2 separate regions of the Mus musculus genome follow, and region 1 is linked to region 2. A link is a loop called in an ENCODE intact Hi-C map of the cell type or tissue named here. Cell type or tissue: gastrocnemius. All regions are shown on one strand. Each heading gives the region's core, and the rest is flanking DNA. Links, peaks and the distances in the headings are about the cores only.

Region 1 (16,388 bases), core at 4,107-12,106, 240 kb after region 2:
CAGGAAAACCACCAGCTCAATGGGGTCTATGTCATGGGCAATCACCACCAGCTGAGCCTTCTTGTTCTCCATCAAGGTGGTGACTGTATTGACTCCTGCTTGGAGGACAGGTGGTCTCTTAGTTGGGACGTCCCCTTTGCCAGCAGCTTTCTTCTCAGCACAGATCAGTAGCCTCTTTGCTTCTTCTCTTGCTTTGTCTCTGGCCTGTACTTGTGGACAAGCTTAAGCAGCTGAGTAGCTGTCTGCCTGTCCAGGGCCTGGGTGAACGGGTTAATGGCAGGAGGGACTTTGAGCCACTTGTAGAGGATGGCTCTTTGCCGCTGCAGCCTGATGTAGCGGGGCCATTTGACAAAGCACATTAAATCTCTTTTGGGCTGGATGTCCTGTCCAGTGCCGAAGTGCTTGGGCCTCTTCTCGAACAGAGGGTTGATCACCTTCTTGGCCTCCTGCTTCTTGACGACGGCGGGGGCCAGGGCCACCTTCTTCCCCTTGGCCTTCTTCCCTTTGGGCATCTTGCTCGGCTGCTGGAGAGACCTTTCATTTTTCTCTTTCAGAAATCAACGACAGGGAACAGAAGCTGCATGCTCTGAAGGAAGTGCTGAAGAAGTTCCCGAAGGAAAACCATGAAGTCTTCAAATATGTCATCTCCCACCTGAACAAGTAGGTTTAGGAGCTGCTGGTTGTTTTTCCTCCTGTATAAGCAGCATGTTGGGTTAGTTAACTGAGGGAGAAGGCCAGCAGGGCCTGCCCTCATGTAGCATAGCTAGGCTCGTGGCATCCTTACTTTCCATTCTGGCTCTGGCTCCAAGTCTGTGGGGGGTGACAGGGTAATTTCTCTGGCAGGTGCTAGAGCCTTCAGAAACTTCACAGTATTAAAAATGCCAAGAGCTTCTCACAGCTGCTCCTCGTCCATGTCTCGGTGCTCGTGTGAGACAGATCACATATCAGGAGGGGTGCCTTAGGACAGAGCAGCCTGTCCTATGATGTGAGCAAAACCCTTTACTGATAACCAGGTTTAGCCACTCATGGTGGGACTGTTGGCAGAGGGATAGATAGTTTTTGGAGCCATGCACTAACTTCCTGCCCATCCCAAGCATCATCACCAATTTGGTTGATAGCCTGGGCCCTAAAGCTCCTTGAAGCTGGTGACAGGTTCAGGTAGAAGCTGGGCAGGCAGGGAAGACACCCCTGAGGCCCTGTGCAGATCTCACCTGCCTTTGCTGTCACCTACAGAGTCAGCCACAACAACAAGGTGAATCTTATGACCAGTGAGAACCTGTCCATCTGCTTCTGGCCCACGCTGATGCGGCCTGACTTCAGCAGCATGGACGCGCTCACAGCCACGCGCTCCTACCAGACCATCATCGAGCTCTTCATCCAGCAGTGCCCCTTCTTCTTCTACAACCGGCCCATCAGCGAGCCTCCAGGGGCTGCGCCTGGCTCCCCTTCAGCCATGGCTCCCACTGTTCCCTTCCTCACCTCTACACCTGCTACCAGTCAGCCATCACCTCCCCAGTCACCTCCTCCAACCCCTCAGTCCCCAATGCAGCCATTGCTGTCCTCTCAGCTCCAAGCCGAACACACGCTGTGAGCCACCACAGCCCAGGAAGCAGGAAAACCAATCGTCTTCTTGACAGGGTGGCATTTGGCCTTGAACAAAATCAGGTCCCCTGGGGTGGAAGTCACAGCCAAGCGCCTTTTTAAGACTTGAGTGGTGGCACTAGCCAGTGTCCCCCATGGCTGGGCAGTTGAGCACCTGCTCTTCACCTGCCCTGGCTATGGCTGTGGCAAGCTGTGAGCCCTCGCCTTGTCTGGGCCAATCTGAGGACTGAACTGACCAGATAGCGGCCCCATCACCCCTACTGCTCCTTGGACCCCTTGGCCCAACCTGTCTGCCTGCACCAGCGTCAGGCCCCACCATCGGGACATCACCCCAGCCTCTGCCAGGGGCAGAGGTAACCCCAAGCAGGGCTGGCCCCTCTAAAGAGGACATTTCCCAGTTTGTCCTTTCTTGTCCATACCTACACACACCTGCAGCGGGGGTCTGGGGAACATGTGGGCTATGGCTCTGCTACCCCGTAGGACACACTGGGTCACTGGCATGGCCCAACAGCACAGCAAGAGGAGAGCTTTGTGCCTATACCCAGTGTGTGGCTTTCCTCCAACCCCTTCCCAGACTTGTGATCCATTCCCTGCAGCAAAGGAACACTGGAAGAAAGATGGAGCTCCTCCACAGAGACAGAAAGAAACCACAGCAAGAAAACAGACCTCAAGTTTCCACTCTGACCTGCCAGGTGGCCACTGGGTAAACAAGTCCTTTTGTCTATGTATGACAGCAAAGCAAGGACACCTGGGCAGTAACTGCAACCACAGCCCCCTCCCCCCACTCCCTAAGAACACAGCCCTTGGAAGGATTGTTAGCATGGCCCCCACCCCTCCTGCCAACCAGCACACTACATACACTACTATAGAAACACTACAGGTGTGTGCACACAGCACTCAGGTTGGCATGTTTGGTGTTGAAATGGGGTCATTTCATTCCATGTTATGAATGCAACCAGAAAGGGTGTCTGGGATATGAGCAGATGTGGCATCTTCCAGAAATGATCATCTGGTTATGGAATGAAGGGACCTGTTCTCAAGCAAAGGTCATCACAGTGACCCAACCCAGACACTTCCCCAGCAGCCTCCCCATACTCTGCTCCTGATGTGGCAACCCTTGTCGGCTCCTGCCTTTGCCCCCCACTTTAATCTAAGCACTGGGCCATGAAATCTGACACTAAGGTACCCTGAGCATAGGAGGGGCATGGGTCGCACCATTGCACTTTAGAAATAACACGGAGTGTTCCCAAGGGCCTCAGGTGGACTGCCACCCTGCCTTTATCTCTGTAGGATAAGAGGAGGATGACTGGCCTCTGGCCCAGGTCCTGGCTGTCTCCCTATCTCTAATACTTGGCAACATAAGGTGCTTGCAAACACTAAGGCTGCCCCCTGCAAAGTAAACTCCAAGACAAACCAAACCCAAGGTACAAATGTGTTACACATAAATGTTTTCCTTCCTGGGGGTCTGTGTTGGATGTTGTGGGCCTGGAGTCAATAGGAACATACAATGTGTGTAGTGTCCGCTAAGGTTGCAGTTGGTCCCCTGCCCTGACTTCATGCCCCAAGCCTCAGCTATTGGAATGGCTTCCATTCAGTAGCTTCTGTGTTGGTCCTTTGTAGAGATGGAAGTGGAGCCATCCTGCTGTGAACAGTTATGAACCAGGGGAGGCTGCTGCATGTGCCTATTATGTTGGCAGTGGGTGGCAGGCAGAGGCAGGCACGCGATTAGTAGAGCCCTGCTTGGGCCTCACTTTGTGGACACCAGGCTGGTGCACCTCCCTTTTCAGGCACTCTGAGTGTCCTTCCCACCCATGACAAGGCAACCACAGAAGTCAGAACAATCAGGCTTGAGTGGGTGGCCAGGTCAGCTACTGCCCTTCCCAGAAAGCCCTGGAGGTGACCATAGCCTGTCACCACCCAACATCACCACGGGCTGGGTTTTGTGTTTCACATTGGGTAGTATGCATTCTGTCTGCACTGTCCCACCTTCTCATCTCTACCTTTTAAGGGATATGGAAAGGTCTGGAGCTCTGTCTGACCCCACACTCTCCATTTTCCCCAGCCAAGGCAGACAGCAGCACTAGCAGACGGTCTTAGAACCTTCACACTGTCTCTACCACTACATGGAATGACATAAAAGCAACTTGTAGGCCAGAGGGGTGGGGTGAACCCTTCTGTGGTCTGTACCCCTGGTCTAGTGGGAGGAATCCCTGAAGACCTGCATCCCCTAAGTGAGGACCCTACAGGGTACCTTGTGCTCTGCCCCCAGACCCATAGCCTTAGCAGTGGGCCAACTACAATCCTCATCTCCTAAAGTCATCTACAGATGGCAGGTGGAAGAAAGTGGTTCTCCATTCCACATCCACTGCCAGTGTGCATGGGGAGGGCAGGGGATGGACTGGGTCACTCTAGGACTGCAGCAGCCAGGGACACTGTAGAGAGGCTAAGGCTAGAGGCACTATTACCCAACCATGAAGCCACCCAAGTAGTGGAGCCAGGACATAAGTTATTGTTCACATTAAAGAATCATGTTCCCTGTGTACATTTTAAGCAAAGGAAAAGTCTTGGGATTGTATGGGAATAAAACTTGTTTGAAAATTTGGAATAGTGCTGCTGTCAGCTTATTTTTCTGGTACTTGTATTTTCTATGTTAAATGATCTTTATATGTGTTGGATTAACAAATATTTTGAGTTTCCTGAAAACAAACAGAAACATTAATGGTATTGAAGTGTGTTAGTAGTCTGGCCGTGTGCCCAAACTTATGTTTCGCAGCAAAAGTGGAAACCTGTCTGTAAAGCAAGTGTAACGATGATTTCCTGTATCATGGGGGCTCAAACCAGGACCTCTCTAGTTGCTGTTAGGAATGTCTGCTTCATTTCCAAGCTTTTTTTTTTTTTTTTTTTTTTTTTTAAATACGTCATGGGTTTCTGAGGCTCCAGCCTGTTTAGTGCATGGGCAGCCATCCTGGCAGCCAAGACATCTCTGACAGAAGTGTTTTTGTTTGGTTTTGTTTTTTAAGATTATGTATTTGCTACAAAGTATTGTACTTGTCTCAATGGGAATGGTGTTAAAAAAGAAAAAAAGACAGAAAAGGCCTTATGTGATATGTATCATAGTTAATAAATCAATCTTGTAAAAAAAAAAACCATAAATAAAAACAGGCCTGAGAGAAATGAAGGGCCGCAGTCTCCACAGCAGCCTGGGGCCAAGTGGGGACAGTCCTACCCCTCATCCTCTGCAGCCGTGTTGAGAGGACAGAAGTCGGAGAACTGCAGATGGCCAGAAGCTTTGGAAAGTTGTAAGAAGTGAGAAGGCTAGCCACCTAAAGAAGCCACAGCAAAAACATTTCCACCACCCCTGAAAATACTGAAAGAGTAACTGTGGTGCACACATGTAGTCCTAGGACCAGGTGTGCTGAGACAGCTGGTTTTAAACATCTGTGTAAGGAAGTTTGAGTGGTTGTGAGTGTGGGCACATGGCTATCACGAAGGCCCATCAAAGAACACCTTGGTGAAGTAGGATCATCCCATCATCTGGATCCCAGATGGTGGCAAGTGCTCTTTCCTCTGCCTCCATTCCAGTGCTCTAGAATACTGTAACTCAGGCCTGCTGAGATTCTGATGGATCCCCACATGCACGCTTAACCTGACCTCCCTTGACCCTTCCTTCCCTATGGCAGGGGCCTAGAAGTTCCTCATACAGGATGTCTATCACAGCACCACCATGGATGGGGAAAAAACTCCAGGCAGCCTCAAACTTCAAGCCTACCTACCTACCTCCTCCTCCTCCACCTCCTCCTGAGTTTTGTTTTGTTTTGTTTTGCTTCAGGTTTCTCCATGTAACCCTGGCTGGCCTCCTATGTGTGAGTTAGAGGCAGTTGTGAGCCGCCCAATAAACCGAACTTGGGTCCTCTGCAAAAGCAGCAAGCTCTCAATCTCTGAGCCATCTCTCCATCCCCTATTCAGTTTTTTGTGGTTTTTTGTTTGTTTTTTGAAACATAGTTTTATATGAATGTGTTTTTGTGGGTAAATGCAGTGCCTGTGGAGGCCAGCAGAGGGCATAGGATCTCCTGGAACAGGGGTTACTAGTTGTGAGCTGGGAAGAGAATTCTGGTCCTCTATATAAACAGCATGCACCTTTAGCCACTAAGCCAACTCCACCCCAAGATGGTACTAATGTATAGCCCAGAGTGTTCCTATACTTGGTACAATCCTGAATCAGCTTCCTGAGTGCTGAGATTACAGGTGTAAGCTACCACTCACATGAGTCTAGAGTTCTAGTGGGCACATCTGTGACTCTCCTATGCCCAGCCAGAATGTCGTCACCTGATTCTAGGCTGGTGCAGTGGCACGTTGGGTAAAAGTACTTGCCACCAATTCCTGAGGACTTGATCCCTGGGACCTCCACAGTTGTCCTTTTGTTTTTATTGTTTAGTCTGGAGGAGCCCTCAATATGTAGCTGAGGCTAGCCTTGAACTGATTCTCCTGCCTCCAACTTCCCAGGTAATAGGGTTGCAGATAGGCTACTCCCCACCCCATGACTAGGAAGCTCTGAAGTGTACTTAACTTGGCATTAGATTGTCTCCACTCATTTAATTCAGAATCCCAGAGCATGTGCTCTGTGCCGGGCTCCAGGAAGCACAGCCACAGGCACAGCTCTGCCTGCCCAGAGCCCACTTCTCAGTGGAATTATCAGATGCTGTCACAGCTGTGTGACCAGTGGGTCGCTCTTTAAGCTCTCCCTGAGGAAGTGACTCAGTTAACAGCATATACTGCTCTTGCAGGGATCTGAATTCCGTTACCAGCACCTACACAGGCTAACTACTGATTGCAACGCTTCTGTCCTCCATCAATCCCTGTACTTATATGTACATGCACCTAATAGTAAATCCATGAAAGGCAGCCAAACCTGGTGTTACAGGCCAATCATAGTAGCTACTCAGGCTAAGGCAGGAGAATTTCCCTTTTCAGGCCTGCTTGAGCCACCAAGGAATTAAAGGTTTAGCAAGATTATCTCACAAAACGTAAAGGGAGGTGGGTGTGGATCAGTGGTAGAGTTTGCCTAGCATGCACAGGCAGAAGGCTATGTGTTCGGTCCTCAGGGCAAAAAGGGACAAAATATTAAGCCAAGTGTGCCTATAGTCTATAGGCATGCCTATAGTCCCCACAATCAAAACCTGAGGTGGGTGGGGTGCAGGACAGAGAGATGGCTCAGCAGTTAAGAACACTGGTCTTCCAGAGGATCTGGGCCCAATTCCCAGCACCCACACATATGGCAGCTCAAAATCGTAACTCCAAGATCTGACACCCTCACACAGAAGGCAGGCAAAACACCAATGCATGTAAAATGAGCACACGTTTTTAAAAAGCTGAGGCAGGTGGATTATGAGTTTAAGGTACACTTTGAGACCTCATCTCAAAATCACTAAAAAACATCAATAATGAGAGAGACAGTCCAAGCCAGAAAAGATTTGAGTGAATCCTAGCCTGGGCGCTGAGTCAGTTGGATTAGCACACTGCGAGAATGTGAACATGAGAAGGAGAGGTGGGGGTTGGCACATCTTAGAACTCCAGACAACAGAGTCAGTTGAATGTTGAGTGCACCTGTGAGAACCAAAGCTGGACATGCCAGAATTGGCATCAAAACAACACCTGCAGAGAGAATGCACTGCCTTGTTCCATGTGGCCACCAGGGGTCAGCAGAACACCATCCTGCCCTGCTGCATACAAAAGTTGAGATTGGGAAGAAAGCACCCTAGGGCTGGGGAGTGTGGGGGAGCGGCTAGGGAGAGACTTGTTCTGAAAACTGGGCCCTAGAATCAAAGTGTCTCACATGGCATACTACATCATTCTCAGTTGGTTAATTCATCCACCAACCTCATCTACCAAGTCCATTCATTTATTCTGCCACTGTTACAGAGGTGAGGGAACAAGCCCCACTGAGCTTTATAAACTAAGAACTTAATTCAGGCCAGGTGCAGTGCGGGGTGCCAGACATCTGTAATCTTGACACTGGGGAGCCTAAGTTGTTAAGACTGGCTTAAGTTACACAAGACCTTGTCTCAAGAGGGGAAAGGCAACATGGGGCTGGAAGGCTGTTCTTGTGAAGGACCTGGGTTCGATCACCAGCACCCACATAGGGTCTCTCAACCATCTGTAATTCCAGTTCCAGGGGATCTGATGTCCTCTTCTGGCCTCCGTGAGCACCAAGCCCCAAAACTTAAATGCAGAAAAAGTATATAAAAGTAAGATAATTTTGAAAAATTGCAACAAAGACTGATAACCTGAATTCAATCCATAGGACCTACATAGGAGATGAGAATGGACTCTGTCTGATCTCTACACACAATAAGCAAATAACTAATAAGGGCTGGAAAGACGGCTTAGAGGTAAAGAAGTACTTGCTGGTTTTCCAGAGGTCCTGAGAGGTTCCCAGCACCCATGTTGTGACCTCACTTCACCTACAGGGGATCTCATGCTGCCTTCTGGCCTCCAAAGGCATTGCACATACCATAAAGTTTAATACATAAATTAAAAAAAATAAAAATGGGCTGGTGAGATGGCTCAGTGGGTAAGAGCACCCGACTGCTCTTCTGAAGGTCCAGAGTTCAAATCCCAGCAACCACATGGTGGTTCACAACCATCTGTAATGAGATCTGGCACTCCCTCTTCTGGAGTGTCTGAAAACAGCTACAGTGTACTTACATATAATAAATAAATAAATCAAAAAAATAAAATAAAAATAAAAATAATCCTTGAATCTGCAAATGTGATTCAGCAGTATAGAAAACTGGCTGCTCTTCTAGAGGACCCAGGTTGGATTCTTAGCACCCACATGGTGGCTCACAAAATTTGTAACTCTTTTTTTTTTTCATTTTTTATTAGATAGTAGATTTATAAAAATTAATAAATTCGTTGGGCAGTGGTGGCACATACATTTAATTCTAGCACTCCGGAGGCAGAGGCAGACAGATCTCTGAATTCGAGGCCAGCCTAGTTTACATAGTCAGATCTAGGACAGCCAAGGCTACACAAAGAAAACCCTGTCTCAAAAACAAACAAGCAAATAAACCTATCAATAAATTCGACTGTGGTAACCTACAACTGCAATTCCGAGAGGCAGAGGCAGGTAGATCTCTATCAAGGCCGGCCAAGGTTACATGGTGAGATCCTGTCTGAAAACAAGAAATAATTGTAAGTGTAAGGGCTGGTGTGTCACTTGGATGCTAGAGAGCTTGCTGGTGTGCAGGAAGCCCTGGGGTTGAGCCTCAGCACCGAATACAAGTAGAGAACATCTAATCCCGGCAGTGTTTGCCATGCACAGAGCTCATGCACAAAGCCAAATGCAATGGCCACACATCTCTAATCCAGCAATCCTACTTTGAGAATCGAGGCAGAGACGGAATCGCCACGAAGCTCAGGGGCTAGCTTGCCTGGTATACCACGCGTGGCACAAACAAGCCCCTTAGCAGTCCTCTGACCATTGGGTGCCCCCTGGCAATCCCAGACAGAACTTCAGCTCCACTACCCAGCAAGTTTTCAAGTCTTGCAAGTTTTCACCAGCTCCCCCTCCCCACCCCTCCTGTTTCTGCCATACCCAGCGCCAAGTTGCCAGCCAATCCCACCAGTGATAGCTTAGAAATACCACATGAGTCTAACAGACTTGGTGGCATTCGCCCTTTATCTCAGCATGGAAGGATATCTGTGAGTATGAGAGCAGCTTGGAATATACCGAGTTCCTGGCCAGTCAGGGCTACATAGGGAGACCCAAACTCCGAAAGAGAGAAGGCTGGGGAAGGGATGAGGGATTCCGTGGCCTTTCAGGCTATCTCCCACCCTGTTCTTTCCCTAGTGGGCCTCATCCACACAAAAATCTTGCTGCAGAGTTCAGCCCAACAGGAAGCCCAAAACACAGGCATGGCAAAACCAGATTTATATTCCAGCTCCTCCACACCCTGGCCTTAGTTGCGCATGTGGGGATCTGAGCTGGGACAAGATGGGCCGTAACAGGAAAGGATTCACACACACACACACACACACACACACACACACACACACACACGTTCCCTTTCAGCCTTCCACTTTGCCAGCCTTGCCTTTTGTCCCTCCCTCTGGATTCCTCAACGCTTCCTTTGGAGCCAGTTCTGAAACATCAAACTGCCAGCAGTGGGGTGAACCCTCAACTGCTGTGGTAAGACCATCCAGGTCACAGATGGGACCCAGACCCCCGAAATGGAGCATGTGTCTACAGGTTTGCAACTCACACAGGGTAGGGTAGAGTGTGTATAGAGGACACGTGTGGCTTTGGGAACAAATCAATTCCCAGCATGTGAGATAAGCCCGGGCAGCTAAAACCAGCACAGCTTAGCTCTCTTAGCACTTTTTGGCCAGTTTCTGTGTATTTTATGAGACTCCAAAAGTTTTTGATCTGCAAAGTAATGAATTTTGCCATGTTTGAAATTAAAAGCTGAGAAACATATTTTTAAAATAGACAAATGAATCTGGCTGGAAGCCTAGCAAGGTGGCTACAAAGTCCAGGCCAGGCAGAGCTACCAAGATCCTCTGTCAAAAATAACAAAACAAAAAGAGGAACCAGGCAGCATGGCCCACCTTTAACTGAACCACTTGGTAGGCAAAGTCAGGCAGATTTCTGTAAGTTCAGACCAGCCTGGTCTACATAGAGTTCTAGGCCAGACAGGGCTGTGTAGTGAGACCAAGTCTATAAGTAAGTAAATAAATAAATAAACAGTGTGGGTGTGGCTTAGTGTGACTAGAATTCATCAAGTGGAGTTGGTTGTGGCATACCTCAGTGGTAGAGGTTTGCCTAGAATCCCCCAGGGAGGGGCTGGCATATGGTTCAATAGTACCAATGAACGTTCCATCATACAGAAGCCATGAATTCCATTCCCAACAACACCGGAATAGCTTTGTTTTATTTTATCTGTGTGTGTGAAATATCTCATTTACAAGGTAAGATAAGGCAGACGTAAACATGGAGAGAATTAACTTCTCTTTTTTCCAAGGTAGGGAATTGAACCTAGGACCTCATGCATGCTGGTCAAGCTCCCTCCCACTGAGCTACAGCAGTGGGGAAATGTATTTTCAAATACTAAAGCTTTCAGTGAGAGCAGGGATACTGTTTTTCACTTTCAAATCTTGTTAATGTTCTGTTCGTGGGAAGATGGTGAATCCTTGGGGCTGTGCCGTCCCCAGCACCACATAAACCAGGCAGGGCAGTGACTCACTTGTAACCTCCACCCGTGGAAGACAGAAGCAGGAGGACCAGACGGTCAAGGGGCTGACCTCCGCTTTGTAGGTAAGTCTGAGGCCATCCTAGATGCCTAGACGTCCTGGTTAGTTGGTGGTGATGGTGGTGGTGGTGGTGGTGGTGGTGGTGGTGGTGGTGGTGGTAGTGGTTGGTTGTCAACTAGACACAAGCTAGGATGATCCAAGAAGAGGAACCTCAATTGAGAAACTGCCTCCATTAGATTGGCCTGTAGGCAAGTCAGCATGAGCATTCTCTTAATGATTGCTGAGGGAGGGCCCAGTCCACTATGGGCAGTGCCACCATTAGGCGGGTAGTCCTGGGCTGCATAAGAGAGCAGGCAGGGCTAGCCACAGAGACAAGCCAGTAAGCAGTGTTCCGCCATGGCCTCTGCTTCAGTTCCTGCCTTCAGGCTCCTGCCCTGACTTTCCTTCATTGTAAAATAAAACAAACCCGATTTTCCTCTTGCCTGGCCCCTGCTCCTAGAATGATGACATTATTAATAAATGCCTCAGCCATAAGCTTTGGCTCATTCCCTGACTAGCTTATAACTTATTTAATCCATTCAGACTATTCTATGTCTACCACTTAGTAGCCTTCCTCCAGACCCAACCTGCTTCTTCTTTAGAGTCTCCTCCAGCATCACACTCATATCTCCCCCCTCATCTCTCCCTGTGTCTCCTTTTATTCTTTCATTCTTTCCCCCAGAATCCTCTCTTCCTCCCAGTGTCCCACCTCCAATTTCCTGCCTCAGCCCATTGGCCGTCAGCTTTTTTATTGACAGGTGATGGCTGTATAGGAGATTCTCTCTGCACCTCGTGAAGTATTACACACTGAAAAGTTAAACGAACCCTTTTCTCTCTCTTAGATAGGGTTTCTACTGCTGCAATGAAACGCCATAGCCAAAGTAACTCGGGTAGACAAGACTTTATTTGGCTTATAATTCCACAGCACTGTTCATTATTGAAGGAAGTGAGGACAGAAACTCACACAGGACAGGAACCTGGAGGCAGGAGCTGATGCAGAGGCCATGGAAGGTCGCTGCTTACTGACTTGCTGATCATGGCTTCCTCAGCCTGCTTCCTATTTATTTATTTATTTATTATATGTAAGCACACTGTAGCTGTCCTCAGATACTCTAGAAGAGGGCATCCGATTTCGTTACGGATGGTTGTGAGCCACCATGTGGTTGCTGGGATTTGAACTCCGGACCTTTGGAAGAGCAGTCGGCGCTCTTAACCACTGAGCCATCTCGCCAGCCCTCAGCCTGCTTTCTTATAGAACCCAGGACCACCACCCTAGGGATGGTCCTACCTACACTGGGCTGGGTCCTCCACCATCAGTTACTAATTAAGAAAATGCCCTATAGGCTTGCCTACAGCCCGATTTATGGAGGCATTGTCCTAATTTGAGCTTCCCTTCTTTCACAGAACTTTAGCTTGGGTCAAATTGACATCAAACACTTCAGCACAATTGACCCCGAGTTAACTTGACACACAAATGCATCGCTGTTAAGCCACACCCTTTCCTTTCTTGTTCATCTCCATATCTGACAGCAATACAGGCATCACAATACAAGCATGTTACAAACTTAAAAAGTACCACAGCCTTAAAAATTCAAACAATTTAAAAGTTGTCTTTCTAAAAATTAGCCAGTCTTAGCCGGGCAATAATGGCGCACACCTTTAATCCCAGCACTCCAGAGGCAGAGGCAGGCAGATCTCTGAGTTCGAGGCCAGCCTGGTCTACAGAGGGAGTTCCAGGCCAGCCAGGGCGACACAGGGAGACCCTGTCTCAGAGGGGGTTTGGGGAGAAAGGATTTCTGTAAAATCAAAGGTGAAGTAAAGTGCTTTTTGACTTCAATAGGTGTCTGAGGGTCCCATTGCTGTAAAGAGACACCACAAACACGGTAAGCCTTATAGAGGAAAACATTTAATTGGGGCTGACTTACAACTTCAGAAGTTCCGTTCATTACCGTCATAGTGGGAGACACAGCAGCGTGCAGGCAGACAGTGTTGGAGAAGGAACTGAGAGTTCTACATCTCAATCCTCAGACAAGGAGAGTCTGTGTGACTCGGGATAGCTTGAGCATGTATGAGACCTCAAAGCCCATCCCCACAGAGACACACCTCCTCCAACAAGGCCACACCTCCCAATAGTGCCACTCCCTAGGGGCCAACCATTCAAACACGTGAGTCCATGGGGGCCATTCCTATTCAAACCACTACAACAGGGAAGAGCCAGGCCCAGTCACAATCTGAACAATGCAAAACCAGACTCTGAAAGCGTAAATAACGCCGTATCTAATGTGTGGATCCACTCACAGTCTTCTGGGATCCTCCAAAGGGCCTGGGTCACTTCTCCAGCTCTGCCCTCTGCAGCACACACAGCTTGTCTTCTGGGCTGCAGCTGACTCCACCCCACTGCTGCTGTTCTTGGTAATCATCCCATGGTGTTGGGGTCATCTATTTGGCAATTGGACTGTGCTTTCACCAATAGCCTCTCATAGGCTCTCTTCATGGTGCCAAGCCTCAGCTTCTCTGCATGACCCCTTCAGCCCTGGGCCTTTATCTACCACTGATGGTGATGGTGATGGTGATGGTGGTGTTGATGGTGATGGTGATGCTGACGGTGACGGTGACGGTGACGGTGACGGTGACGGTGACGGTGACGGTGAACGTGAGGCTGCACCTTCACCAACGGCCTCTCAGAATGCCAGCCTTCAGCTCTCCATGACCTGCCTTTATGCCTTCAAAAACTGGTACCATCTGGGTGACTCTTAGACTACTAAGTTTAGCTGCCAGCATGAGGTACAACTTTGGTTGTCTCTGGAACCCAGCCTCTATGTGCTCCCAGGAAACACTTCCTAGAAGATTTCACCTGAATGATACTGGTCTTTTGGCAAGGGGCTGGTGTGTGTGTGTGTGTGTGTGTGTGTGTGTGTGTGTGTGTGTGTGTGCAAGGAATGAGACAGGGTTTCTCTGTGTAGCCCTGACTGTCCTGGAACTAGATCTATAGACTAGGCTGGCCTCACTCACAGAGATCCACCTGCCTCTGTCTCTCCAATGCTAGGATTAAAGGTGTGCACCATCACCACCTAGCCTAGAATCTTTTTTCCCCCAATGTCTTTTTTTCATAATTTATGTATTTATTCACTTTACACCCCAATATCAGCCCCCCATATTCTCCCAGCCTCCCTTACATAGTTCTTCTCACCATTCCTTCTTCCCCTTCTCCTCTGAGAAGAGGGGAGGCCACCCTGGGTATCACCCCATCCTGGCACATCAAGTCACTGCAGGACTAGACACATCGTTTCCCTTTGAGAACAGGGTAACCCCCCTAGGTACCACCACCCCCCCCATCCTCACTGCAGGACTGTGTGCATCTTTCCCCCACTGAGGTTTAACAAGGCTGCAGCTAGGGGAACAGAATCCACTGGCACACACAGATCGAGGGACAACCCCTGATGCAGTTATTGGAGGACCCTCATGAAGACCAAGCTGTACATCAGCTACATATGGGGCGGGCCTAGGTCCAGCCCATGCTCGCTCTTTGGTTGGTAGTTCAGTCTCTGGGAGCCCCCCGAGGGTCTAGGTCAGTTGAGTCTGTTGGTCCTTCTGTAAAGTCTCTGTCTTCTTCAGGCCCCTCAAGCCTTCCCCTAACTCTTCCACAAGACTCCCCAAGCTCCATCTAATGTTTGGCTGTGGGTCTCTGCTTCTGTTTCCATAGGCTGCTTGCTGGGTAGAGTCTCTCAGAGGACAGTTATGCTAGCTAGGCTCCTGTCTGCAAGCATAGCAGAGGATCATTCATAGTGTCGGGGATTGGTGCTTGCCCATGGGATGGGTGTCAAGTTGGGCCAGTCACTGGTTGGCCATCCCCTCTGTCTCTGCTCCATCTTTGTCCCTGTGCATTTTGTAGACAGGACACATTTTAAGTTAAAGGTTTTGTGGATGGATTGCTGTCCTTATCCCTCCCACTTCAGGTTCCACATCCCCCTGCTAGGAATCCCAGGTAGAGTCATCCCCATAAACTCCCTGCAGCCTCCTCCCAGTCCCAAGTCTCTGCTGGTCCAGAATCTTAATTCAAAATAACAAACAGCCCCATGGAGTCTTTAAACTTCCCTTTGAAACTTCTCTAGCCAGGTCTCCATCTTCTGCACCGCCCTCAACATTCTCATCTGTTGCAGGATATTGGGTCATACTGTGACCCCCAAGATTGTGTTGTTTACTGGAAAAAAACTTTCTAGTCATGGTGTGGCTCAGCCTTAGCAAAACCTTTATCTCCCTGCATGGAATACAGATCCCTTTAGCACACACCTTTAATCCCAACAACGAAGATAAATTTAGTTTGTAGGGCTGGTGAGATGGCTCAGTGGGTAAGAGCACCCGACTGCTCTTCCAAAGGTCCGGAGTTCAAATCCCAGCAACCACATGGTGGCTCACAACCATCTGTAACAAGATCTGACGCCCTCTTCTGGAGTGTCTGAAGACAGCTACAGTGTACTTACATATAATAAATAAATAAATAAATTAAAAAATAAATAAATAAATATAATAAATACATCTTTAAAAAAAATTTAGTTTGTAGAAGAAAGCACCCATGTTTAAAAGTAATGTCTAGGGCTGGAGAGATGGCTCAGTGGTTAAGAGCAAGCTCAATTCCCAGCACCCACACGGTGGCTCACAACCATCTGTAATGGCATCCGATGCCATCTTCTGGTGTGTCTGAAGACAGCAACAGTGTACTCATACATGAAATCAATAAATAAATCCTTAAAAAAAAAGCCAGCAGTGGTGGCGCACACCTTTAATCCTAGCACTTGGGAGGCAGAGGCAAGCGGATTTCTGAGTTCGAGGCCAGCCTGGTCTACAAAGTGAGTTACAGGACAGCAAGAGCTATACAGAGAAACCGTGTCTTGTCTGGAAAAACCAGAGAGAGTGGGGAGAAAGAGAAAGGGGGAGAGAGAGACCAGGAGAGAAAGAGAGAGAGAAAGAGAAAGAGAGAGAGAGAGAGAGAGAGAGAGAGAGAGAGAGAGAGAGATCTGGAGAGAAAGTCTAAGTGAGTGGCAAACAAAGTGACGAATCAGAGAAAGACTTGACAGAATAGGATCTGCCCACCTCTCATGAGAAGGGGGCAGTGCAGAGAGGAGAGGGAGCAGTTGTACAGAGACAGGTTGCAGAGAGAGAACAACAAGCTAGACACAGAAGAGAACAAGCAGAGAATGAGAATGAGTCAGAAGATTAGAATATATTGCCAAAGCAGAACAATTCAGGAGAAGCTGAGAAAAGCCAGTTTGAACCAGTCAGCTTGGAGAGGAGTCTGAGCCAGACAGCTGAACTGAATCAGCCAGCCAGAGCTCAGAAAGAGTTAGAAAAGGTGAGCTTGTTCAACAGTAAGATTCAGAGGCCGGCAACATTCTAGGCCTTGATAAGACTGAATGGAGGCTAGAAGTTTCCAGGACTAGGCCTAGTTTAGCAGACAGGGCCAGTAAGCTTCAGAAAGGGCAATTACACCAGAGGAA
Region 2 (16,388 bases), core at 5,343-13,342:
GCTTGCAGTTGTGGGGCCCAGGGCTAGAACTGACTTCCGGCAGGAGAACCCGCCTTCCTTCTCGGGCACGGCCCTCTGGGAGTTGTAGTTTAAACGCACGCGTTGGCAAGGGTGGCCCCGGTCTAACGCCTTCCCAGCATGCTCTGCGACTGCCCTTTTTCCTATCAAGAGACCTAGTCGCCAAATGCGAGTACCAAATGCATTGTGGATGAAGGACTCTGAATAAGGACAATTTCCATAGGTTAAAAGTAGACTGAGTGAGCGTTGCATTTCGGGAAATGTGGTTCTAGTGCTCCTCGATCCCAAAGCTACCAGCAAGGACATGCTGGGAATAGTAGTTTTTTCTTTTCAACTTTGCTTTAAATTATAACATATAATGTGCTTTGATAATATTTCCCCATTATTATTAGCTTACTTCTTTCTCCTCCACCAAAACCCTTTCTTCCCCAAAGTGTTCCTTTTTTCATGTATGTTTTTCTTGCGGAGCGTGTGACCCACGGCATTGATCTGGGGTTGCGGATGTGAGCGTTACTTACTTGGGCATGGGCATCTTTTAACAGAATACACTACTGGGAATATGACCCTCGCACCCTCGGCGACTGGTTTTTAATTTTTTGCTTATTTTATGTATTTGAGTTCTCACCTGCATGTAGGTAAGTCTATAGTATGCCTGCAGTGTCCACAGAGGTGGAAGACAGCATAAGAACCTAGGAACTGGAGTTTGGGAGCCGAATCTGCTAGAGTAGCAAAAGCTCTTAAACACTGAGTCTTCTCTCCAGCATCTCAATCCGTGCCCACCTGTGGTGAAATGCTGATGGGCCTGGTCTCCTACAGGCCTTGAGCAGTAACTCCCAGCTGCTGTAAGGTTTGGCATCATCTCTGTCACGTTCAGAAGGCATGTTTCACTCTTCCCTCCAGTGATTTTTTTTTTCCTTTAAACTCGGGTTTTAAAAAAATATTTATTATATGTAAGTACACTGTAGCTGTACTCAGATACTCCAGAAGAGAGCATCAGATTTCGTTACCAATGGTTGTGAGTCACCATGTGGTTGCTGGGATTTGAACTCAGGACCTTTGGAAGAGCAGTTGGTGCTCTTAACCGCTGAGCCATCTCACCAGCCCCTAAGCTCAGGGTTTTATGTATCCCGGACTGGCCTAGGACTAGCCTTGTAGGGGAGGATCAGTTGGAGTCCTGATCCTGCAGCTTCTGCCACCAAAGGGGCTACAGTATAGGCATATGCCACCACACCAGTCTTAGGAAAAGTAGGTTATTTTATTTTATTTTACTTTTGAGACATGGTTTCTTATGTAGTCCTGGCTGTCTTGGAACTCACTCTGTAAACCAGGCTGGACTTGAACTCAGAGATCTGCTTACCTGGACTTAAGGTATGCACCACTGATGCCCAGCAGAAATAGTGTTAAACAAGTCATTACGCTGTGGACCTAAAAATGTAACTAACTGCCTTTCTATGCTTACGCAGTGCTCTATTTAGTTGAGCTTAGGGATGTAGGTTTTCTCATAAATATAACTACATATGTACATAAAATAAAATAAAGATAGGAATTGGGCTAGACACAGTGTCTGTAAATCCATGGAAGTGTACTGGTATGGATTAAGGCTATCCTGTACTATATAGGGACTCTCTGGCTAGCCTCGACTACAGAGTCAGACTTTGTCTCAAAATTCTAAAACCTGAACGAGGCAAATAGGTCAGTGGATAAAGACAACTGCTGCCAAGCCTGACGATGACCTGTGTTCAATCACTAGAACCTGTATGGAGGAAGGAGAGAACTGACTCTCTCCAGTTGCCCTCTCCAGTTGTCCTCTGACGTACACACAAACTCTCTCTCTCTCACGCATACACACACACACACACACACACACACACACACACGCAAACACACACACACATAAACACCACTAACATACATATACAAACACACACAGAAACATAGAGGATAAATTTGAAAGATGTAAAGAGAAAAGTAAGGAGAGAAAGTCCTTGTGTTGTCCTCTGATTTACACACACACACACTCTCTCTCTCTCTCTCTCTCTCTCACATACATACACACATGCACACACTCACACACATGCACACACACATGCACACACACAAACACATACACAACACTAACGTACATTCACAAACACACACAGAAACATAGAGGATAAATTTGAAAGATGTAAAGAGAAAAGTAAGGAGAGAAAGTCCTTGTGTCACACTCACACACACACACACACTCTCTCTCACACACACACACATGCACACACACACTCACACACACACATGCACACACACACACACTCTCTCACACACACATGCACACAAACACATGCACACACACAAACACATATACAACACTAACACACACTAACACACACACAGCACTAACATACACACAGAAGCACAGAGGATAAATTTAAAAGATGTAAAGAGAAAAGCAAGGGGAGAATGTCCTTGTGCGTGTGGGGCTCTTCCTGGAATAAGCCCCAGCACCAATGAGCATGGAAGAGAGCCCTGGTGGACCTAAGCAGGTGAGCTGCAGGAAGGTTTCCCTCCCAGGTCTGGTTGGTATTCTCATTTTATACCCTAAAGCCACAAGGTGGGGCAGTGGAGGGAGAGTTTTAGGGAAGCCTGTGTGGCTTCAGTGGCAGGGCAACCACCCAGGTTGTTTGAGCTGTGTCTCCAGGTTATTCTGTCCCAGGTGGTGAGTGATGTCACACTTACTAATTAAGCAGTACAGACAGCACTTTAAGTGAACCACTGAACAAGCGGATAAACCTAGTAATTGGTCCTGTCTCCTCCCTTTCTCTTCGTCTACATCACTTACGAATATGTCCTGCAGAAAGCGGTTGGTACTCTGGCCTGCCAGCTGCTCTTCTATTGCTTTCCTTCTAGTTTTGATGAAGCTGGACGGGGAGTTTAAGATGCGTGGTCCAGTGGGGCTGGAGAGATGGCTCAGTGGTTAAGAGCACTGACTGCTCTTCCAGAGGTCCTGAGTTCAACTCCCAGCAACCACACGGTGGCTCACAACCATCTGTAATGGAATCCTATGCCCTCTTCTGCTGCGTCTGAAGACAGCTGCAGTATACTCATTAAATAAGTAAATAAATAAAATAAATAAGTAAATATGTTCCTAATAGAAGAGCCAGCACCCTCATCATAAGCAGCCCCATAGCAGAGGCAGCCAGGCTCCCGCCCCCACCATGTTGTCCGTATTTACTCCATGGCTCTCCTGTACTTTTTGCCTCACTTTCCCAGTAACACACCTTTGGCGATTCCTCATACGATTCCTGAGTAATTAGCATAAAACAGCATTCTTTATTTTAAATCGTGGACATGCCTAATCCTCCACGCTTTTGGAGGAACGTTGCAGCCAGTGCATCTGTCTGGTTCTGGAGAGTGACTGTGCTTCCCTGAACAACGGTTCATCTTTATCTGAGTGGGGATCTGGCTGTGCTGAGCGTACTTGTTAGATGCCTATTGCAGAGGCACCTCATGGACCCAGGCAGGGCCATGCCTAGCAGGACTGGTATAAGTACAGGAGTTCTCTTACTTTTTAAATCTAAGGGATGTAAGTATGGCTGGACATCACTTCCTGGGAGCATATCAAAGTCGAGCACTGGTCAGCCTCTGTCTCCTGGGTAGCAGGTGTAAACACCGTAGGAACAGGTTAAGTATGTACCATTAGGAGCTACTGCTCTTTTAATTAGTCTAGTACAGCCCCTTTCATTTCCCACACATTGGCCTACTTCTGTGACCTGAGCAGGTAGCCCAGTTAAACATACCCCTTTTGTGTTATTAGTCAGGCTTTGGTTGATCATTCCTACTGCAGTGTAGGTAACCTGCCTTCACACAAGCACATCCAACAGTCCTGACTGGCTTAGCCAGGGTTTACTGCTGTGCACAGACACCATGACCAAGGCAAGTCTTATAAAAAACAACATTTAATTGGGGCTGGCTTACAGGTTCAGAGGTTCAGTCCATTATCATCAAGGTGGGAGCATGGCAGCATCCAGGCTAAGAGTTCTACGTCTTCATCCGAAGGCTGCTAGTGGAAGACTGACCTCCAGGCAACTGGGGTGAGAGTATTAAGCCTACACCCACAGTGACACACCTATTCCAACCAGGTCACACCTATTCCACCAAGGCCACACCTCCAGATGGTGCCACTCCCTGGTCAAGCATATACAAACCATCACACTGACCTAGAGATAGATCTGTTAGATTAAGAAATTCATAGCTGGCATTTAATAAAGCCAGCATTTTGAGATACGGCTTTCCCACATGGAGGGCTTTTCTATGTTCAGTTCCTGTATTATTCCTCCCAGGTTGCCCCACAAAGGCCCATTAGGGTCTTAATTCCTTGTGCCTCTCTGGTAGCTCCTTTTATGGTGAAGTTTCCACATGGCCAGTATTTAAGGTAACACCAATAGTTTTTTTTTTTTTTTTACTTCTGGCCCCATGTCCTGAGGCTGTCCTGACTGGGGACATCTCCAAAAGGAATCAGTCTGTCTTACCAGTGTGGCTGGTTCCACAGTCACATGATGAGGTCTGAGGTATGATCTGTGGCTGGCCTATGCCCAAGGAAGGGGGCAGTTAGCTCCAGGATGGGCGTCCAGGGATTAGAACTCCCCTGGGATGAGGTTGAGGAACTGGTTCAGACCTGTATCCGCAGGATCAGGAAGGACAGCAGAGAGAATTGGAGAAGCTGAGCTGTTGTCTCTATTCTGAGGTCATTTCCAGGTGGTCAGCGTCAGAAGCTGCTCTGGGCCAGCTTTCACGGTCCACTTCTGGCTCAGGTCCGAAGCAGCCTTGTCCATAGCTCGATTGTAGAGAGAATAACTGTGTCTGAATGGATGTGGCACCTGTCAATAAAAATCTGATGGCTTCTGACTTAGAAAGGAAATAGGAGGTGGGACATCTGGGAAGCAGAAAGGATTCTGGGATAGTGCCAAGTAAGGGAGATTCACCTGGGAAGATGTGACAAGACAGACACCTCATGGTATCTGAGCAGAGGTGACTGGCCACGTGGCAGAATGTAGATTAGAATAAATGGGTTATTTTATGAGGTAGTTAGAGCAGAGCCTAGCTATATGGCCAAGGTATTTGTAAATATACTTTGAATCTGAGTCTTATTTCCTGAGCACAGGACTGGGAGGAAGAACCAGGCCAAACTTCTACACTTGGTACCGTCAAATTTTTGTTCAGTGTCAGCTAAGTCTTTTTTTTTTTTTTTAAGATTTATTTATTTATTATATGTAAGTACACTGTAGTTGTCTTCAGATACACCAGAAGAGGGCATCAGATCTCATTACGGGTGGTTGTGAGCCACCATGTGGTTGCTGGGATTTGAACTTCGGACCTTCGGAAGAGCAGTCGGGTGCTCTTACCCACTGAGCCATCTCACCAGCCCCAGCTAAGTCTTTTAAGAACTACTGGAAGTTGGATGGTGGCGCACGCCTTTAATCCCATCACTCAGAACGCAGAGGCAGGCAGATCTCTGAGTTTGAGGCCAGCCTGGTCTACAGAGTTCCAGGGCATCTGGGCCTAAACAGAGAAGCCCCGTCTCAGCAAAACAAAAACAGAGAACCACTTAGGGCAGGTGTGTCCAGTAGAGGTCCCCTGAGTCCTTTGGAAGCAGTGGATGTGAGTGTCCAAACATGACTTCAAAAGTAAAGTAACTGCATTTATACAGCGTACCCTAAACAGTACAGGTGGTAGAATTTCTGGCCAGGGAAGTCTGTTTCGGGGTAGTGTTTGTCCAGTGCCATTTTAACAGTCTTATTCATGTTCACAACCACACTTAAAGATTGATGGGTGGTAGTGTGTGCACAAGTTCCAGGCTAATTCTTCATGCAGTAGGAAAGGCCCAGCCTGAAAAAGTGCACACCATAAGCCTCAAGTCTTGTTACCTCCTGCTGGGGTCAATGTCAGTAAAGACCACTTCTGGTGTTTAAATGGGTAGGAGTCCAGCTTGTGTGTTAGCATGAGGCTTTGAGTGATTGCTTGGGATCATTCTGAGCACACTGAGAATAGTCTTTGGGAGCTTGCTGGGCCAGCGTTGGCAGCCTTGAGACCACCACATATATATGCAACAATTCTTTTGTTGTTGCTGCTGTTTGCTTTTAAGACACCCCTGGCTGTTCTGAACTATAACTCTCTCTGAGTTGGCCTTCCAAGTGCTGGTGTGACAGGGCCCCAGACCTTAGCACACTGACTCCGTGGTGGAAGTACCAATCAGGTTGTAAAACTCAGCACAGACAGCACCACCTGCCAAAACGAAAACAAAGACCTAATCCATCAAAGTCCATAGTTCTGGGAAAGTCTCTAACTGTACTAACCTTGCCTTTTTAGCTTCTGTTGTTTTGCTTCTGGCTAACTGTTCTTGTTAACTGGAGGATGGCGACCTAGAACAGTTTTTATGCTTAAACGCTCACCCGGAGAACGGTTCAGTGGCTGACTGACTAGTAAACACTTCCTATTGGCTTATAGCCATGTCTGAGCAGTCTTTCCTGGTGAGTACCCCACAACACCAGGGTCAAAGGCATGTGCCACAACAACTGGCTTCTTTCAGTGGTTCTTGGAGGGCAGTGCCCCCCGCACCCCGGAAAGCTTTGTGAGAGTTTGCCAAGTGTGATGGTTTGTATATGCTTGGCCCAGGGAGTGGCACTATTTGGTGTAGCCTTGTGGGCGTAGGTGTGTCACTGTGGGAGTGGGCTGGAAGTGGTCATCTCTGGGATTATTATTTTCCTATCTGTGGTAGTCAGCCAGTCCTCCTGATTTTTAGTAGCCCCTTTATCACTTTTTTAAAGATTTATTTATTTATTTATTTATATGTAAGTACACTGTAGCTGTCTTCAGACACTCCAGAAGAGTGGCATCAGATTTTGTTATGGATGGTTGTGAGCCACCATGTGGTTGCTGGGATTTGAACTCGGGACCTTCGGAAGAGCAGTCGGCACTCTTAACCACTGAGCCATCTCGCCAGCCCTATCAGTTCTTTTTCATTTAAACTTGTGAATTATTTATTTATTGTATGTGTGGGTACGTGAACATGCCACAGTGTCCATGAGTAGGCCAGAAGAAAACCTTCCTCCAGCCTGTTATATGAAATAAATGCAGCGGTGGCAAGGGTCAGGGGGTACCTGGTAAGCCATGCCAAGGCACCCCTGAGAAATCACACCATGAGGCAGACCTGGTGTCAGGGATGGCTATTGTAGGGAAGGGAGGGGAGTGAGGACCTGGAGAAGGGGTAGAGGTAGAGAAGGGGGACAAAGGAGGGCAGAAAGAAAGACAGAGAGGCCAGCTGGGAATGTATGGGGACAGAGAGAGAGAATGGCGGGGGGGGGGGAGAGTAGAGAGAGGGAGAGAGAGAAGAGAAGAGGGACTGGGGTAGTGAGTAGTCCTCTAATACACTGCCAAGTCACCTGCACCTGGTGGTAGCAGCGGCGCAGGTAGTAATGGCGGCAGGTGATGACGTAACTGTTGCTAGGTCCCTGGGAGGAGTCTAGCAGAATTATCTGTAAGCCAACACAGTTGGTCTAGGGAATCAAACTCAGGTCATCAGGCCTGACAATGTGGACTTTACTCACTGAACCATCTCCCTGGCCCATGTCAGTTGTGTTTGTCATTCTTTTGTTTCTGGCCTATTGTGAGGGGAGTTCTGGACGGTAATGGGATAGGACTTTGTTTTTTTTGTTTTTTTTTTTTGTTTTGCTTTTGTTTTTGAGACAGGGTTTCTCTGTATAGCCCTGGATGTTCTGGAACTCACTTTGTAGACCAGGCAGGCCTCGAACTCAGAAATCTGCCTACCTCTGCCTCCCGAGTGCTGGGATTTAAGGCGTGCACCACCACCGCCCAGCTGGGATAGGACTTTGGAGCTGTGTCTTGGACTACCTTGGCTCTTGGTGTGAGTCTGTCAGTGTATCATTTCCATAGCTAGGGGGGCCCACACAGCTCCTAGGAACTGGAGGGTTTGGACTCTGGGTTTAGCTTCTTTGTTCCCTGAGGTAAGCAGCCCCCTTTCTTGATATATTGTTGTTTAGAGTCTCTTATTGTGAGGGGCTATTGTCCTGTCATAGGTTTCAGCTCTGACCAGTAAAAGATTCCACATCTGAACTGGGGAGCTGAACTTTGTTGGGTGTTAGGAGACAATCTCTACTACAACTTCTACACAATCATGGAGGGGCTCTTCCTCCTCTTCTGGCAAGTATGTGGCTGAATAACATAGCTGCCACTTTGGATGAAGGAAAGGCCCGATATTCCCTTAGAGAACACACTGGAATGGGCTTGTATCTGGAATGCATCCCGCAGAGGTTGGCAGGGCTGGGCTGTGGCTGAGGCTGGTGAGCGTTGCGTAGCTCACTACTTTCAGAAGATGGGATGAGATGGTCTTGCAGCCATCTTGGTTCCCTGTGATGCTGACAGTTGGAACAGTAGGGAGGCAGCATCATGTGAAAAGTTCCATCCCCTGGGGATGCCAGTGTGGGTGCTTCCTTGGTGTCTTCAGGCTTAGCAATCTTTGCACAACTGTGTGGGTTTGTATTAGGACTGTGCAGACCTTGTGACAAGAGTTCTGTAACCAGGAGCTGGGGGAGGTTATATGTTCCACTCCTTGTAGTGCATAGAGTGGGGTAGAAGGTGCCTGCTTTGCCAGCCTCCTCACCATGATTTAACCATGCTCGGTCACTGTAGTCTCCCCTCCCCCAGTCTGAAACCTGATTGTTCAGGGGTGGAGCTTCCTGCTCAATCATTCTGCCACTCCCACTGCTGGAGCCTGTCGCTTTCCTGTTCCGAAGCCATCACGTGGTCACCCTGCTACTGGACTCCGAGATTATTTGGTGGGAATCGGGCCCCCTTCCCCTGCTTCATAACTGCGTGTGGAACAGTAAAATTGAGCTTTGATCAGAATGCCTGTCTTAGCTGCATCATTTTCTCTCGTCGCCTAGCCCTTCTTCTCTTCCAGGTTTCCAAAATGCCTGTCCAGGCTAGAACCCAGGCTGTGATCTGCTGGCCAGACACAACAGGTCACCTCTGCTGGTCACCTCCTATTAATGGAATCAGATTCTGTAGCTGCAGGTGTATGGAGAAGGCAAGTGTGCTCACATTCATCCACCATTCATTCATTCATTCATTCATTCGTTCATTCAGAAGTTATAGACTCCCGTTTTAAATTCCCAGTCTGTCTATTTCTCCAGAGATCAGTACCAGTACCTCCTTGGTCCTCATAGGGGCTTTGGATGCAGTCCTCTGGGGTGAAGAGCCAGGCTGCACTGGCTCTTCCTGCCTGTCTCCCCTGGGAGGGGGCGAGTCCTTACCCGATCTGGACTCAGAGACTCTGATCCTGGGTGTCATAGGCATTTTGGCCGCTAGAAAGGGGTCCTGGAATCCCATCGGATATGTGGGTATGCGTTCCTCCTGGCTCCAGAGACCTTTGGTTGTCTGAGAGGCCCTGGAGAGGCAGTCATTCTTGATCAACTGGGGTCATGGTGAAGGACATCCTGTTAGGGCCTCCAGAAATGTTGTGGGAATCTTTCTGGAAAAAGCCACTCCAACACCAACAAGAGTGGATGAGAAGTGGTGTCACTGGTGGACCAAAGCCAGGATGGCTCCTGAAAGGTTTCCACCCCCAGACCATGTTTGTATTCTCATGTTATACTCCAAAGCCACAAGGTGGCGCGAGTGAGGTTTTTACAGAAGCCCCTTGGGAAGTCAGCGGTTGTTAAGGGCACGGATCCTTTGTTTAGACATTCTTTCCAGGTAGCAAGTGAAGTCATGCTTGGTAAACAGACAGTACGGGCAATGACTGTATCAGTCAACGGATCCTTCCTGCCTTATCATACTTCACCTTCACATTTGTGTTTGTCGCTGCATCATTCCCACTGCCTAGAAACTGGAACAAGCCTGGTGTCCCTTAGGGGATGACTGACTATGAAAATGTGATATAAATAGACTGTGAAGAGAGAGGAAAGCCAAATTTAGAGAGACAAACACTGAGTGTTTCCTCTCCTATGCAGAACCTAAATTTAATTTAATTTTTTAAAATTTTTTTTAAAATTTAATTTTTTTATTTTTTAAATTTTGTTTTGAAACATCTTAAAATGTGATTGATTAATTGATTGATTGTGTGTGTGTGTGAGAGAGAGAGAGAGAGAGAGAGAGACTGATTTTTGGCATGGGATCTTGCCATGTTGATACTCACTATGTGACCAGACTAGCCTCTAACTTGCATTGATCCTCCTGCTTCAGCCTCCCAAATGTCAGAATTACAGCCATTCACTGAAACTCCTGGTTTAACATTTTGTTTATAGATACACACGTGCGCGCACACACACACACACACACACATAATCTCCCTGACAAAATAGGTATGGTGGTGAGTGCTTTTAATCCTTGCATGTGGAAAGATTGGGAGTTCAAAGTCATCCTTTGCTACTTATGAAGTTTGAGCTACATGAGACCTCAGATCAAGAACCCAAAAGGAGCCTGGTGGTGGTACATACCTTTAATCCCAGGATTTGGAAGGCAGAAGCAGGCACATCTCTCTGGGTTCAAAGCCAGCTTGTTCTACATAGTGAATTCCAGGATAGCCAAACCAGGCTGGCCTTGAAATCCGCCTGCCTCTGCCTCCCGAGTGCTGGGATTAAAGGCATGTGCCACCACGCCTGGCTGAGAAACCCTGTTTTACAAAACAAACAAACAGGGCTGGTGAGATGGCTCAGTGTGTAAGAACACTGACTGCTCTTCCAAAGGTCCTGAGTTCAAATCCCAGCAACCACATGGTGGCTCACAACCATCCGTAATGAGATCTGATGCTCTCTTCTGGGATGTCTGAAGACAGCTACAGTGTACTTACATATAATAAATAAAATCTTAACAAACAAACAAGAAGAAAGAAGATGACTCAGGGGTTAAAAAAGTCACACTACCTTTGAAAAGGACCCAAGTTCCATGTCCAGTCAGTCTTTGAGGTGGGTGGGGTGGGATCCAACACCTTTAGTCTTTGACATTCACATGCATATATCACATCTGATAAAGACGCTACTCTGTGCTTCCCACATAAGCTGGGCAGTGTCTGTGGTCTCCTGAACTCTGATTGATGCTTCGACAGCTAACATGGCCTTCCCGCTAAGTGTCCAAGTTGATGCATGCCCAGCATCACCACGCACGGACAAACACATGTCCTGAGTTTTCCGGACAGATCGTCCATGGAGCCTGTAAGATTAACCTGACAGGACCTGGTCAGCTAAGGGACACACTGTTGGTAGACTTTGTCTTAACTTTGGATAAGTGTTCTGAGAGAAGCTGGGTGTGGAGAGGATGGGTTCATCTTACAGTGTCCACACTCAAAAGTGGTTGATATGCTTGCATAGCAGAACATCCCCAAGCTCCATTGTACCCTTCTCCCTTGGATGGGGCACAGACCCCACTACAGTTAGTGCTTGCCAGCCTTGTTACACGGTGAGGATGCATGGGGAGATATTGGGTGTACAACCCGGCACACTGGAACCTCCTCTTCAGCAGGGCTGGTGAGTTACTCTTCATGCCTCATGTGGCAGGGAGATGGGTCCTCACCCTCTCAAGCAACAGAGGGGAAGTAGCAATCACTTTCCACTCATTGTGTCCCAAGCTGACATAGTATGGTGCTGTTGACAGGGACAGCTTTACTCAGGCCACCACCTCTTCAGTCCTCTTCCTCTTAGCAAAGCTAAAGGCTGAAAGGACACATCTCATGTCCTTTGGTATCTGTGCGGCTCTATCCTTGTGAGTCCCAGGGAGTTGCAGATAAATTTAAGACTAAAAATCAAATAGGCCGGGACTAGAGAGAAGTCTCAACAGTTAAGCAGATGTCTGGCTGCACTTCCAGAGTACCGGGGTTTAACTTTCAGCACCCTCATCTCAAGGCAGCTGACACCTGTCTGTAACTCCAGCTCCAGAGCTTCTGACACCTTCACACACACACACACAGACACACACAGACACACACACACACACACGCACACACACACAGACACACACACACAGACACACACACACACACAGACACACACACACACAGAGACACACACACACACATGCATGCACACACACACAGACACACACACACAGAGACACACTCACCCCCACCCCACCCCCACACAGACACACAGACAGACACACAGACATACCCACACACACATGCACACCCACACACACCCACACACAGGCACACACACACAGACACCCCCCCACAGACACAGACACACACACACACACACACACACACACAGGCGAAGCACCAATGAACATAAAATAAAAATAAAATTATATAAAAAAAAATCAAATAGACTGTCATCTAGTGGTTGACAGTAGGCAAGAATGTCCTTTAATGTCCTTTAATTTAACCAGGTGGCTTGAGAGAACAGAATCATGATTCGTATGATGCTAACAACAACAACAAAAAAGACAAATGCCATGTACACAGAGGCAGAAGCAGGCTGACAGCTATCAGGGCTGTAGGAAATGGAATACGCTTAGAAATGGTCTGGAGAGGTGTCTGGGCGGCAACGGTGTGAGGCATGACTGGGGCACGTGAGAGGAGAATGTGTCTGTCTCTATGCTAACACTGCACTGTTTTCAACAGGGGACTCAAAACATCCAGAAATTTGGGGACTCCTGGAATCAGCTCTCCATGGATCTGGAGGACTGGCCATATTCAACTCAGAACCTAAGCCCTTAGTTATAATCCCTTTGTAGTTTTGCTTACTGTGTTGATTGGTTTTGAGACTCGGTCTCTCTTTGTAACCCTGGCTGGTTCAAACTCATGATCCTGCTGACTGGAGTTTTACCCTGGGATGGCAGGGCTCCGTCACCACGCTGGCTGCCTGGGATGGCAGGGCTCCGTCACCACGCTGGCTGCCTTGGTTCTTCCCTAGAACTTTTCTTCATTTTTAGCATCATTAACAAAGAATTCCCTGCCCCCGTGACGCACGAAGAGAGAGGCCAGGTCACTCACTAGTCACAGACATTTGGAGCGGGAGACTCATCTTAGAGCTGTAGCCGTTGGAGACCTCGCACTGGTACTCCCCAGCATCCTCCCTCTTGGCTGGGTCTATGGTAAGTCTGCTGTTTTTCTGGGACAGAGTCATCCTGTCATTGAAATACAGGCCCTGGTGATTGAAGAGCCAGCGGATGGAGAGTCCAGGGTCTTCTGAGACACATGTGAGGGTCACAGAACCAGCTTCTGTTACCGCGGTGCTGTCTGCTTGGAGGGTAGGCTGTGCCACGGGCTCTGTGAAGGAACAGAGGAGGGACCGAATGATGGTGGCTCACCCTCAGATCTCAACCAGCCCTCTCAGGTCCACAGACACCTAGAATGGCCTCCAGGGTGGAGAAGTTGGGATCAAGGCTGTAGACAGATATGTACTGCTTCAGATCTGCCACCCATGGTCTATGTGGCCCTAATTTAGCCACTGTGTTTCCTGTGTTTCTGTTTTTATATAATAGAGCACTTGGCTGGGCAGTGGTGGTACATGCCTTTAATCCCAGCACCAGAGGCAGAGGGGATGCAGAGAGACAGAGGCAGGTGGCTCTCTGTGAGTTCCAGGCCAGCCTGGTCTATAGAGTGAGTTTTGGGATAGCTAGGGCTACATAGAGAAACCCTGTCTTGAAAAACCAAACAGTAACAATTGTTATTAATATTATAAAATATATAAAATAATTGTTATGACGATGTGATAATAATAATTGATGTGATGATGACAATGATGATAACACATGATAAATGATCATTACCATGTCTATAAAGTGATCTTAAATGTAAACAAGGACTCTTTACAGATGGGAGCTGCTCAAAATGTCAGAGTCTATTACTCAGCCTATGAGGGAGAGTTGACTGGGCTGGACCCCTGAGGACAAGCAGTTGCCAGGAGGACCTGTATCCTCATGAGACCCTCAGAACAGTTGGCTCACAGCATGGACACCTGTCCATCTGGGCTCTGCATGCTGAGACTCAGGAGAAGGCTGTGCCCAAGTGACCTAGTCTGACAGTGGTCCTCCAGACAGTGCCCAGGCTGGTTCCACCTGCTATGAGACAAATAAGCAATAAAACCTTGATCCCTGTCATCTCTCACAGGACGTGAAGGTCCCCAGGGTTCCCTGGACTAGATGTTCGTGCAGAGATCTGGAGTCAGGACTTCTTTGTGGCCACCTTACTGTGAGGACCCCATGACTTCCTCAACCAGACGTTGCCGGAATCCCGAGGGTTCATGGTGAAGCCCCAACACTCAGACTGTGTTACAGAGTGCGCCCTCTTCTCTGGGGGGTGGAGCCAGGGAAAGAACTCTGACCTATTGTAGGTTTTCCTCCTCGGTGTATGTCCTGCACTAAATGCTCAAATGCCAGCGAGGAGACCAGGAGATGTGTATAGCCGATGCCTGATGGTCCTATAAATAAAAGGAGCACACTCCCCGCCCCCCAGCACCCAGAGGTCACGCAACCACTTACCCTGCACTTCCAGATGCACATGTGTTAATTCGCTTTCCATTTCCGTGTTAAATGTTAGTAAGGTATAGACTCCACTGTCAGCCTTGGTGACGTTTCTGATCAGCAGGGATCCACTGTAGAATACGGTTTTCCTATCACTGTGCTGAGGCATCTTCGAACTTTGGTTCGTGGGTGTTAAGTACCGTGCGACTTCGTAGCTCTTCGTCGAATCTCTCTGTTTGTACCAGTAAAACGCCTGGACGTTCAGTGGCATTTCATGCACAAACAGAACGGAGTTTCCGCCTTCGGCAACCATGGGTGGCACTAATTCAATAGTGAGCTCGGCAGCGGCGGGTGCATTCCAGCAGGTTAAGAGGAAGGCTAGGAGAGAAAATCCTATAAATATCGGGACCTTAGTGTTTGGTGAGATGATCCCCAAGTCCTGAGCAGGTAGGTGTGTTCGTCTCTTAGCCGAGGTGTGGGTTGAGGGTGTGCCTCACTTGCTCGGTGCAGGGGAACTGTGTCATCTATATTCCCCAGTCCCCTAGAGTTGGAGTGCCCTTTGTATGGCTCTCTCTCCTCCCTTGTCTGCGTGGCTCGTGGCTCCCCACTCACTCTGCAAGAATACACTGAGCTTGGGGATGCCTTCCTTGGCCTTCTCCAGAGACGCTGGGTCATCACTACCAAATGCCGTTGTTCTGTTCTCTGTGTTTGCAATCAACCCCTTGCTGTGTTTTCTAAAAGCTCTCATGCCCCGTCTTCCAGTCCATGAGGACAGGGCCTAGGGAAAGGGCTTTGGGAAGGCCATGTGCCTGAGAAAGGCTCAGACTTCTGTGGAAGAATGAATGAATGAATGAATGAATGAATGAATTGCAGGGCTGGGGGTGTCTAGGGGCTTACAGTGTGCATGTGTATGTGTGCGCGTGAGCATGTGTGTGTGTGTGTGTGTGTGTGTGTGTGTGTGTGTGTGTGTAGTTGTCAGCAGGTAGCTAACTCCCTATCTCCCAAGCTGCCCTTCCAGTAGATTCTGGGTTCCCTGAAGCTGTATGAAGAGAGGAACAGCCTGTCCCAGTTCCTAAGACACTGTCCTTCCTAGGTGTTCTGACTCCTGAGAGTGCCAGGCACCTAGGAACATGCAACCTCCATCTTCACAGGTTAAGGCACCCCCTGCTCACCCACTGAAGGCACTAAGGCACCCTTCCTCCGCAGCTTCCCCGCGGATTCCTCACTTCCCCACAGTGAGAATCAATCCTGCTTTCCTGCTTTCCCCTTCCCAACCACACACACCCATCCTCTCTCACACTGCATAAATCCTGCAGCCTCACAGAGAGCCTTGTCTGAGTCCTGGATTGCAGCTCACTTCTCTCTTCCCATCAAGAGAATCTCTCCAGGGCCACCTCCTCTTTTGTCCCAACATTTCCTCTGTGCCCTGCTGCCAGCTCTTCCTCCTCAGAGGGAGGAGACTGCCATGTCCTCTGTAGAGTCCCAGGCCCTTCTCCACCCTCTCTCCACCCCCATTGCCTGTCTTTTCTGTGTCAAAAGCCCCAGCACAGCCCTGTCCCCTGCACTCCCTCCCAAGCACACCTCACAGCTCAGCATCAAGGCCCTGACCCCCATTCCAGAGCCCTTGATGGGTACAAACACTGGAGCCTGGATCTGACCCAGGGCATTTGTGGTCCTCTGTGTGCTGTGCCCTGGGAAATCTCTGGTGGGGAGCAAACCCCCATTATGATGGCCACTCCTGTGAGGACTCCAAGAGTCAGGGCACAGCCATGTGTCCTGTTGGCACTGGTAACTTTAAATAAAGAGGGATCTGGCTTTTCCTCCCCTCTGAGCACTCCTTGCTCCCTGAGAGCATCCACCTGAGCAGCCTGGGTCCCTCCGTGTCCTCCCCTCTCAACCTGAAGCAGAGGGTCCTC

What was found. Hi-C counts contacts between places; a loop is a spot of excess contacts. Peaks named below come from ENCODE experiments on the same cell type or tissue, not always from the same donor. Only the 100,000 strongest peaks of a DNase experiment are listed, where the experiment ranks them.
Region 1: a loop joins it to region 2, with 2.1 times the contacts of the local background. A loop is called at or near these places in 3 of 42 quality-filtered maps.

The regions. Positions count from the first base shown.
Region 1 is chr7:16,482,856-16,499,243 of GRCm38, reverse strand. It overlaps Arhgap35 (Rho GTPase activating protein 35), which reads left to right. Exons shown (of 7, transcript NM_172739.4): 6 at 555-660; 7 at 1,234-4,771. The coding sequence ends at 1,591. It also overlaps the pseudogene Gm17826. Among named protein-coding and RNA genes, the nearest start is that of Npas1, 14 kb to the right of the region's middle. In gastrocnemius, for the core only: CTCF peaks have their summits at 5,645 (motif pointing right) and 9,095; DNase peaks (open chromatin) are centred at 5,656, 7,291 and 9,096.
Region 2 is chr7:16,722,087-16,738,474 of GRCm38, reverse strand. It overlaps Ceacam9 (carcinoembryonic antigen-related cell adhesion molecule 9), which reads right to left. Exons shown (of 3, transcript NM_011927.4): 2 at 14,491-14,850; 3 at 12,365-13,276. The coding sequence ends at 12,993. Ap2s1 (adaptor-related protein complex 2, sigma 1 subunit) reads right to left here and starts at 31. Exons shown (of 5, transcript NM_198613.2): 1 at 1-31. In gastrocnemius, for the core only: a CTCF peak has its summit at 9,685 (motif pointing right); a DNase peak (open chromatin) is centred at 9,670; H3K4me3 peaks cover 514 bases; H3K27ac peaks cover 1,576 bases.